Regions from separate parts of the Homo sapiens genome. Here region 1 is linked to region 2. A link is an interaction called in ENCODE POLR2A ChIA-PET data of the cell type or tissue named here. Cell type or tissue: Panc1. All regions are shown on one strand. Links, peaks and the distances in the headings refer to the core of each region. The heading gives the core; the rest is flanking DNA.

What was found. ChIA-PET counts read pairs that join two places held together with the same protein. Peaks named below come from ENCODE experiments on the same cell type or tissue, not always from the same donor. Only the 100,000 strongest peaks of a DNase experiment are listed, where the experiment ranks them.
Region 1: POLR2A ChIA-PET joins it to region 2 with 8 read pairs; 1 of 35 experiments calls an interaction of 5 or more read pairs at or near these places.

The regions. Positions count from the first base shown.
Region 1 is chr2:200,660,345-200,665,496 of GRCh38, reverse strand. AOX1 (aldehyde oxidase 1) reads right to left here. Exons shown (of 35, transcript NM_001159.4): 30 at 3,866-3,918; 31 at 2,528-2,642. Among named protein-coding and RNA genes, the nearest start is that of LINC01792, 72 kb to the left of the region's middle. In Panc1, for the core only: no CTCF peak of the experiment used is centred there; a DNase peak (open chromatin) is centred at 2,597.
Region 2 is chr2:200,414,507-200,419,658 of GRCh38, reverse strand. It overlaps SPATS2L (spermatogenesis associated serine rich 2 like), which reads right to left. Exons shown (of 13, transcript NM_001100423.2): 5 at 3,231-3,280; 6 at 163-409. The region is part of intron 5 of LOC101927741 (a long non-coding RNA gene); the gene reads left to right. Among named protein-coding and RNA genes, the nearest start is that of KCTD18, 93 kb to the left of the region's middle. In Panc1, for the core only: no CTCF peak of the experiment used is centred there; no DNase peak of the experiment used is centred there; H3K27ac peaks cover 2,456 bases.

The DNA.
Region 1 (5,152 bases), core at 1,301-3,800, 250 kb before region 2:
TCATGCCACTGCACTCCAGCCTGGGCAACAGAGCAAGAATCCACCTCAAAACAGAAAAAAACAACCCACAAAGCTGTAGGCTTAGTGCTGTCTGTCGTGTCTTTTGTTAGGACTGGAGAGAGTGGATCTAGGTTGTGGTAGGCTGCCTAAAAGATGGCTCTGGATAATCCTCACCTCCTGGTATTCACATCCATATGTAGTCTCCTCCTATACTCTACCAGGCCAGCCTGTTTGACCAGTAGGCTATGGCAGAGGTGACAGTAGTCACTCTGAGATTAGGTTATAAAGCTGGGCTTCTGTCTCGGGTACTCTCTCGCTTGCACATGCTCTCTCTTTTTCTCTTGGGCTGGTCTCTCTGGAGGAAGCCAGTTGTCTTGTCCTGAGGACACTCAGGCAGCCTACAAAGAGGTATCCACATGACAAAGAATGGAGGCCTCTGGCCAACAGCCAGTGAGAAGCTGAGCCTCCTGTCAACAACGCTATGATGGAGGGAGATGGAACAGGATTCTCCTGTCCCCGTTGAGCCTTGAGATGACTGTTGCCCCAGCCACAGCTTGACAAGCCTCATGCAGAATCACCCAGATAAGCCACTCCCGGAGGCCAGCCCCTCAGAAGTGGTGTGAGCTAATGAGCATCCACTGTTTTCAGCACTAAGTTTGGGGGTAATTTGTTGTACAGAACAGGTAACTGATATTTAGATGTAGGTTCAAAGTGAGGAAAATTTTGCCGGAATAAGGGCAAGTCTATCAACAGGAGAATGGCTGAGAAACAGGCCTTTGGGGAGGGCCCCTGGTAGAATGTCACATTCTGGCCCTTTGCCTAGCAGTGACACTAACCTGAGCTGAGATTTAGCTTTTATGAAGGCATCTGATGAGGCTATATGACACATCCCCTAAGATCATTCAAATAAGTTATAGGAACATGCCTTAAAATTTCATACTAGGCTAATTATTACCTTGTTCTTGGATCTTAACAAGGACAATGCATATATAGGAATATAAGAAAATCCACATGACTAAGTTTTCACCAACTTTTGCTTTGAGGGAGAAGGGACTTAGAAATCAGTTATATGGGCAGGGCACAGTGGCTCAGGCCTATAATCCCAGCACTTTGGAAGGCCAAGGTGGGTGGATCACTTGAAGGCCAGGAGTTTGAGACCAGCCTGGGCAACATGGTGAAGCCATGTCTGTACTAAAAATACAAAAATTAGCTGGGTGTGGTGGCGCAGCCTGTAATCCCAGCTACTTGGGAGGCTGAGGCACAAGAATCACTTAAACCCAGGAGGCAGAGATTGCAGTAAGCCAAGATCAAGCCACTGTACTCCAGCCTGGGTGACAGAGTGAAATTCTGTCTCAAAAACAAACAAACAAACAAACAGAAATCAGTTCTATGCAAGAACCCGCTCCCTAGTAGTGTAGGGCTGCTAGTCTAACACAAAAACCATGCTCAAAGTGATCACTGTTTTGCCCTAGTGCGAGGTTACCCTATAGAGATCCAGTCTGAATTAGAACCAGACAGGTTAGATACTTGAAAAGGCAGGTTCAATAAAAGTGACCATAGTTTCAGAGATTAGGTTGACTATAGTTTTAAAAAATACATGCTGGAGACTTATTAAATGAAAATTTAAATCTGATCACAATCCAAGAACACAGGCATAGAGGATATTTGTAAATATCAAGAACTAGAGCTTGCTTCTAGGTACATTTTGGAAGAGATTATCACTAAACTGGTAGCTTGGTCACATGACAGTTGTTAGGGTATCACAGTCCCATTTAATGTATCAGTGATCATTTATTAGTATTGACAGTGACCAGTAAGTGGCTTCTTTTACTCCCGAAGGCTCTGGTACAAGAGGAGAAATTCTATGAGTCTTTGAAGCAACAGAGACAGAAAGAGGGGGAGAGAGAGAGAGAGAGAGAGAGAGTGTGTGTGTGTGTGTGTGTGTGTGTGTTTGTGTGTATGTGTGTGTATCTCTTCAGAGCATCCCTTGAAAGCATAAGGATGCTCTTAAACTATCTAAAAAGCAAGACCAAGCCAGCTCTGTGGCACAATGGATAGCACACTGGACTTCTAAAAGGCAAGACCTAGCTGAGTAAAAGATATAAAAAAGTGGCCACTACCTGCCCTGGGCTGGCTTGGTGCTTGTTAGCAGATTACAGATGTCTATGAAATCCTTCAAGAATGTCATATCTTGGCATTTCTCATAAAAAGTCAGAATTGCTGGTTGTGCCAATAGTCTACATGAAAGCCCCCTTTAGAGCATGTTTCTTTCTTCATGTAGTTTCTTTCCTGATTCCATTTAAAAGGGCCAGGGAAATAAAGACAGGCCACCAGTTGTTTTCCATGGCAGCAACCAGATCACCAAGGCAATTGTGGGGATTCTATTTTCTTCTGGTAATCCAGGGAAATCACCCTTAGGCCAAATGCACGATGCTGCCACTCACTAAGCTCTCCTCAGATAGATGGCATCTGTGGAATTTAGGTGCATCCTAAGTGCAACTTGAAGACCTTTCCAACCGGTACTGACCTTATGATCCCCCGTCAGGCAGTCTATTTCAACCTCGGAACAGGCAGCTCCATAAACAAAGTATTCGAAGGGCTGGCCTTCGCCTTTCTCCCAGTTCATGTCTGACTCATAACCTCTGGAAGAAACAGTGAGTGTTGTTAAGTGATCACGTCCCCTAATTGCAGACCATGATGACTAAACAGACCCATGAGGATTTATGCAAGCCACAGGAATATACCTGTACCTAATGTATGTGCCAGCACCTAATGTATGTGCGATAAATGTGTTGAATAAATAAGTATTTAGTTTTTTCTTTTAAAACTTGCTTTGTCTGATAAAAACATCTAACTACTCCTGACTGGTGCCTCCTTACTCCTGGAGGTTAGCTTCTTACTTCCTGAATGTCCATCTTACTGCTTTTGGCTAATATTGGATCATCAGATTTGGGGAACTCAACCTTCATTTTACACCAAACGCTATTTCAAAGGTGCATGCTTGCCTGCTTTGTCTATCTTTCTGGCTCCAGAATTTGCCCCTCTGTGTGAAGGATCAGGTCCCATGGCTCCCATTCTTTGTCTCTACTCTGGTCTCTCACCATCAAGCTCCATGGCCTGCTCTGTTCCTAACTAATCTTTAAGAACATCAAATAAATAATGGTAAAACAGAAGCATGGGTCAGCAGCTTGCAGAACTCTCTACCCTCTCTCCTCTGCTGCCCTGCAACCTGGAGGTGGCCATTAAAAATGCTTCCAATGCCTGTTCCTGACAGGCAGTCAGTGCCCAGGTCCCGCACCAATGGCAAAGTGATCAAACCAGGTAAGGCTCTACATCACCCTGCTCTCAGACAGCTTTCACTTTCCATTAAAATAATTTAATAAACTGTTTTCCAGATTCACTGAGTTCCTGTTGTTTCACATCTTAATGTAACATGGTTATGGTCCAATTTCTTTTTTGCCAATCCTGAAGGTGTAAAATGGTACCCATCTTATGGGTTTAATTTGCTTTCCCCTACCTTTGTTTCTTAAGAGATAGATCGTGTTTTCAACAAAAAGTCAACCACTGCCGAGTATTCCAAGTACTAACCACAGAGAGCCTTATAATACCACCCACTATGATTAGAATCATCAGTTAAGCTGAATTTTGTGTGCCTATTTTTCCTAACAGAAGTCTTTCTGGATACTAGCAGTTAAATGTTCTTTATAACCACAACCATGGATTAACTAGCAGTTAAATGTTCTTTATAACCATGGGTAAATAGAAGGTAGAAAGTCAACGTTTGCCAAAATTGCAAGGGAACTGAAACTCTTCCTCAAGATACCACTGTTCTTCTCCATAGCATGTGATCAGAGGGAGTATTTACCTGAAGTATCCAACAGCTGAAAGGTTAATGCTTTCATCAAAAGCAGTCTGTGCCTGTGAAGGAAGAGCATAGCATGATGCAACAAGGATGCCCAAAGAAAGAATCACTCAAGACTTCAATTTTAATTTTACCCTGTGTGTTAAATAAAACTATCAGCAATAGTAACCAGGAAGGACCCAGATTAATCCATTCCTTTTGGCTTTCTCCTCTGTGGTTCACGGCTTGTAGCTGTTTGTTCAGCACCTATGATTGTACTAAATGCCCGCTGTGGTATGATACAGGCTGGACTAAAGTCATCAACATATGTTCCACTTAGGAAGAAATTCACTCAGTCATCTGCAGAAAATTTTCAATTAAGATGGGACATTTTAGAAAACAATGCTTGGTTGGCTGCTTAATTTTAATATCAGGTTTCTGCTAGTCTATAGAGTAAGGGTTCATTTTATAATTCATATTTATGGGAACTGTCAATCCTTTCTGGACACATTTGTTTCAGGTGAGGGGAATAATTTTGCTAAATTGTACCATTTACACCAAAACTCTGCAGTACACAGAGCTGACTACTATGCACAAAAATCAGGGTCAGGTCCAAGTCCCTAAGTCTAGGAATGAAGGTCAGAAGCACATCAATCATTAGCGAAGAAAGTGGGCTGAATGGCTGCATCTCATGGTGGTGGAGTACTACTCTCCATGCTGCACCTCTCTCCAGCTTTCTCCAGCCACACTGACTCAGGCTTTCTGGGCTCAGGCAGCATGGGACAGAGGACAGAAACAAATATGCCCAGGAAGTATAGACAGACCCCATAAATATGAATTATAAAATGAGTCCTTACTCCATGGAATAGCAGAAACCATTTCTAAGTGGGATCCTCAAATGTTATTTCCCCCAGACCTGTATTTGTAAGGTTGCAAAAACTGACATTCTAGAATAGCCAGCGTGACACATGCTCCCAGCTTTTATGGATATTTGTTCCACAACATCTGGTAGTTGATAAACTATTACTTTGAAAAGTTTGTTAGCTGACTTTAGAATGTGTCTTCTTTTCCAACTAGATTATAAGCAGATCAAAGGAAGCAGTTGAGTATTTCCATTCCATTGAGTACCTATTACTGGATGAACATATACCCACTGGCTTGGTTTCCTATTTCTAAACGAGTGCTTATATGATTTTTACTTTTACAGAGTGGTTCTACTATTGTTTTTCTATTTTAGGAACAGCAGAACCCAAAGAAAGAGAAAAAACAGATGTACAGTTATTATCTAGACAACCCCTAGGCTACATAGGA
Region 2 (5,152 bases), core at 1,636-4,135:
ATTCCCCTTCACCCCCAATCCTGGCTTCAGGAAGGCTGAATCGTACACACTGCAGAAAAACAACCTTCCATTTTCAACAACATCAACAGCAGCCCCAATGAGCTCCCTTTGTGCTCTTTTCATCTATGCCTTCCTAAGCAATTTTACTTAAGCATTACTGACCTGTGACCCCACGAAGTGCCTTTGAAGGTTCCTCAAGTATCGAGATCTTTTTCTCACGAGGGATAAGGGCTGGTTTTTCGTTAGCAGAATCTGTGGACGAGCTGTCCTTCTCGCAGCCATTCATGGGGCCGTTTTGAATCTGTGGTGGCTGCGGCTGCAGGGGCCCTGCCTCAGGCCTCTCCACCTTGTCTTTAGCATCTTTGTTGCCTTGATGCTGCTTGGACTTGCTTCTTTTTCTTTTATTGTTCTAGAATGAGAAACAAATGAGAACATAATATTCAACTCAGACTCTTGAAATATAAGGTGAATCTGAGAGATGAAAATAAGATATGCTATCTTTTTTGGTTCCTGGCTCTTCTTATAGACTGGATGAAGAATATTTACATCTTTATTAACCACCCAAGTTAATTTAAGTATCTTCTTTCTTATAGTAAGTTGTATAAACTTTCACCTCATAAACACAATAAAAAAGGTTCCAATAAAAGGAAGAAAAAAACAACAAGGAATGGCTTAAATAGCTGACATATTATTTGAGCAACTTGAGGTTCTATAGTAAAATCTGGTGATAACCATCCTGAAAAAATTTGATTTCAGTTATCCTGCCACTGGGGAGTAGCTCTCATCTCAAAGTGGTGAATGCTGGGGAGGCAAGGAGGCCACTAAGGTTCCCATCTGCTCGGCAGAAGGAGAGGTAAAGGGGAGGACTACTAGGGAAAAGGCAGGCAACTTCTTCTTGTAAAATGAGGACACAGAAGGTAGGTCCTTAAAATTCAGGTTGGGTCTCTGAAATAGAAACCAGTCAACAAGGAGATTCCTGGAATTGCTGTCATTGTCTAGGAAGTCCCAGGTAGCCACAGGATCCATAATCATCCCCATGATTATTTATTTATTTATTTATTTATTTATTTATTTATTATTTAATAAGGTCTCACTCTGGCTCTGTCGCCCAGGCTGGAATGCAGTTGTGTGATCACAGCTCACTGCAGCTTCAACCCCCTGGGCATAAGCGATCCTCCCACCTCAGCCTTCTGAGTAGCTGTTACTACAGGCATGCACCACCACATGCAGCTATTTTTTAAAATGTTTTGTAGATACAGGGTCTCCCTATGTTGCTCAAGCTGGTCTCAAACTTCTGGGCTCAAGTGATTCTCTTGCCTCTGCCTCCCAAAGTGCTGAGATTACAGGCACAAGCCACTGCGCCCTGCCATCCCATGAATATTTCAGCTGGAGCAGACAACAGCTTCAAGGTAATGCCAAAGTGATATAAGTCCCCCTTTTCCGGTGAGAAAGCCCCTGGACCTCTCGGCTGCTAGCTGAACAGCATTACAAGGCTTCATTTTATTTCCTTTGAAATAAAACCACCCTGCATTTTATACAATTGAAATTGTTTAGACCCCCCAATATCACAAGAGTCTAAAATGCGGAGTTTTACTATATCTCTCTTAAAATGCTCTAATGGTGAATACATGAGAATATCAAGAAAATTAAGAAGCTGTTGTTCCTAATTATGTTATATGTTTGACTTGATGTTGCTTTGTACCCAGTTGATACTCAGTGTACTCAACAAGCAGTATGGTACCAGCCCCGGCCAATCAGAACAGACGCCGACCCATAAGAAAGACCCTGTCCCACCTGCTGAATGAGTGCGTGCCAGCTGAACATCAGCGTGGCTTCGTTCTTCAACACATTTACAAAAGAAGTAAAAATAAACAGTTTTTTCTTCTCAATTCTCCTCCCTGCTTTTTTCCTTTGGAACCACAATCATGCCCCAGTAAGTGCTTTCCTAGGTGAGAGGTGTGTGTCCCAGGTTGAAGGCAAGGCCAGTGGCACTTATTCCCACAAAACACCCACAGCAGCTTCTGGCTCTCAAGCCTCACATCTACTTGGCTGGGAGACCATTTTCCTTTTCAACCTCCAGGAGGAAGACTCAGTAATGAGTTGGGTCTGCAGCTGCTGTCTGCTCTTTTTTTCACATCAGAAAAATCTAATACCCAAACCACACATTTGAAATTTTTCTATGTAAGTCTAAATACTGCCTTTCAATCACTTGCAAATCATGTTCATCTCACACAGAGGCCTGGGAAGCTATGATTAAAGACAAGCAGAGATTGTCAAAGATGGTGGCATACAAAGGTTAAAAAAAAAACTCATAATTTTCCTACTCTACATGAAACTAGGAGGAGAAAAACGGAAAGGATGATTCCTGTAATTTCAGTAATCTTCGGGTTTTATGAAAGTAATACTGTGTTATTGTTTGTTCAGAACCTGTTTTGCAGGCCTGTGATCTTCCCCCACTGGGAAGGGTAGACTGGCGTACTATATCCTGGGAAATCCGAAACACAAGGCCTTGCTGTGTCATAGCAGGAATGAGTGGAACAGTTACTTTGAAAGGAGCGGCACACTTTTGCTAGTGTGTATGCACAGACGCATCTCACGAGCTCCCAGAAATCCCAGGCCCTTTGTGACTCGACAAGAAAGCAAACCAGTTTGAATGGGACACAGTAAAATCCCCTTCCCTTTGTTCTCAAAGAGCAGTACGCCAGTGTTCAAGAAAGCCCCTTACTTACTATGGTTCTAAGGCATTTTCTTTTCTTCTTCTTTTATTAATGATCTACCTTAGAATTCGGCCAAAAAGCATCTCAGGGCAGCCTTGGACAGATTCTTTCAGGTGGAAAAACATGTGAAAATATATTTAGAAGTTTTCAAGTATCTTTAAAATACTCCTTAATTTTTTTCTTTGTGCTACAGGATACGTTCAGGCAAGTTAATGTTTTGAATCCTTTGAATTCTCCAGCTGGGCTCCCCTTTATACTTAAAAAAGAGAACAACTCTGGGACTTCTTAAGCACACCTGGTTGTTAAAAACACTGAGTAGAAAATAAGGGCATTACTAGTGAGAGTATCTGAGAGTATCTGCTAATTTCCGAGAGTCATGAATTTGGAAGCTTTCTGGGTGTATATATTAACATACTTGAAAGAAGCAAAAAATTGGCAGCCTTGTTAAAATGATAACAACCATGAAGGTTTTGATTGAAGATGTTACCAATTTACAATCAATATTAATCTTACCTTCTTTTTTCCTGTCATATTCCATTCTTTTAGAACTTGAATTGCACTGCCTAGATAAAGACAAAGAATCTTCAACAAATATTCACATCATAAAACACCACACAAAATTCATCTCTGTCTTTCCATCTTGGTAGCAGCTTTTTTTTTTTTTTTTTGGCTTTTTCATTTGTTTTGATACATCCTATCTTAATAAAAATGCCAGTTTCATTTTTTATTTCCCAGATTTTCATTTAATTCACTGTATGATCTTGGTTTTATCAAAATATTAAGCCTCACTACATGAAGCTTACTTTTTTATCATTATATTGTCGTACGGAAAATGAAATATATCTTGAGAATTTTCTAGCAGCTTTGTTGCCATAAGTAGAATTAAAATTATTCTGTTTGATATATGAATAAAAATACCTATAATCTTCTGAACCAAATATGGGATTCTGAATATTATTAACAATGTGAATCACAGCTTTCTGTTTGGCCATTCTTTCTCTTTCTCTGTCCCTATTCATATGTTCACATCTTGCAGGGGGATGAGGAAGACATATTACAATGATATTAGTTTCTCTAGAGTTAGCATGGATAGAGATGGGATGTGGTCTACAAGGCTTCTACCTTGAAACCAAAAAAAGTTCATTAAGTGAAAAGTTGGGCCCCAGGTTCTGTCCATCCCATTCACATATATCGGTAGAACTGCACTGACTCAGAGAAGATACCTAATTAAATTATATTCAAATTATATTAAATTATATATAAATTAAATGCCTAATTAAATTACAAGACATTAAAAAAATGTTTTATCGCTGGCCAGCTGCAATCCATGTTTCTCCATAGTCTAACAAAGTTCATTCATTCATTCCCACTGTGCTGAAGGTGGTTTCAATAACAAGTTATTGGTAATGAGGATATCAGTTGTTTTCAAATAAATAGGCACAGTATTTCTAAAAGAGAGTAGCTCTTTTAAGTATATTCTTTTAACAATTTTAAAAATTCTCATACAATCTAAATATACTAATAGCTCTCTAAAAGGAGTATGTTGGCCAAACAAAGATAAATTTCAGGCTGGTCTTTATAATAAATTTCAAATTAGTAGGGTCCTAATTATTGAGTCTACTGTCACTGTTAGATAAGCAGAAGGCCATATGGCTTTGACTAATGTTTAGACAGGCTAATAATTCCTATCTATTTAAAGTTTCCAACTCAACGCCCCTCTTAGACTTGTCTGAGTTGCATGTACTTGAAATAATAAGACTGCACCTAAAAGTAAGCTATAATTCAGACTTTTTATTAACTGGGTTGGTCTTTCTCTAATTTGTCCAGAGAATTAATGTTTCACAGCATTTTCCTTTAGAAGAAATTTAGAAAGTCCCTTTTGTTAAGTTTCTTGGTAAGTCTTGGTTAATAATAATTAGGGCAGTACTTACTTATAGCTACGCTTCAGTTTTCTAAATAAAACTAAAACTTAAAAATGCTAAATACTGTTCATTTTAATCAGAAAGTGGTGGTGAGTTGCTTATTGCTTTCACAACTGCCATATTCAATTAGTCCTCTAATTTTCATGTTTTGATATACATTCTATTTGTAATTTGGACAATGAGCTTTAGGGACTAATTTTGAAGAAGAAATACCCATATTTACAGAGGATTTTGAAACTGTTATTATTAAATTTTAATTATACTGAAACGGCTTGGAGTTTTTCAGCCACTCAGAGCGCTTTCTGTATGCCTCATAAATGACTCCTAACAAATATTTTTGACTGTCAGTTGTTTGGCTTTTTTTATGGTTTTGGTTTTTTTTTCTTTTTGGAGACGGGGTCTCACACTGTTGCCCAGGCTGGAGTGCAGTGGTGCAAACATGGCTCACTGCAGCCTCGACTTCCTGGGTCCAATCAATCCTCCTGCCTCAGCCTCCAGAGTAGCTGGGACTAC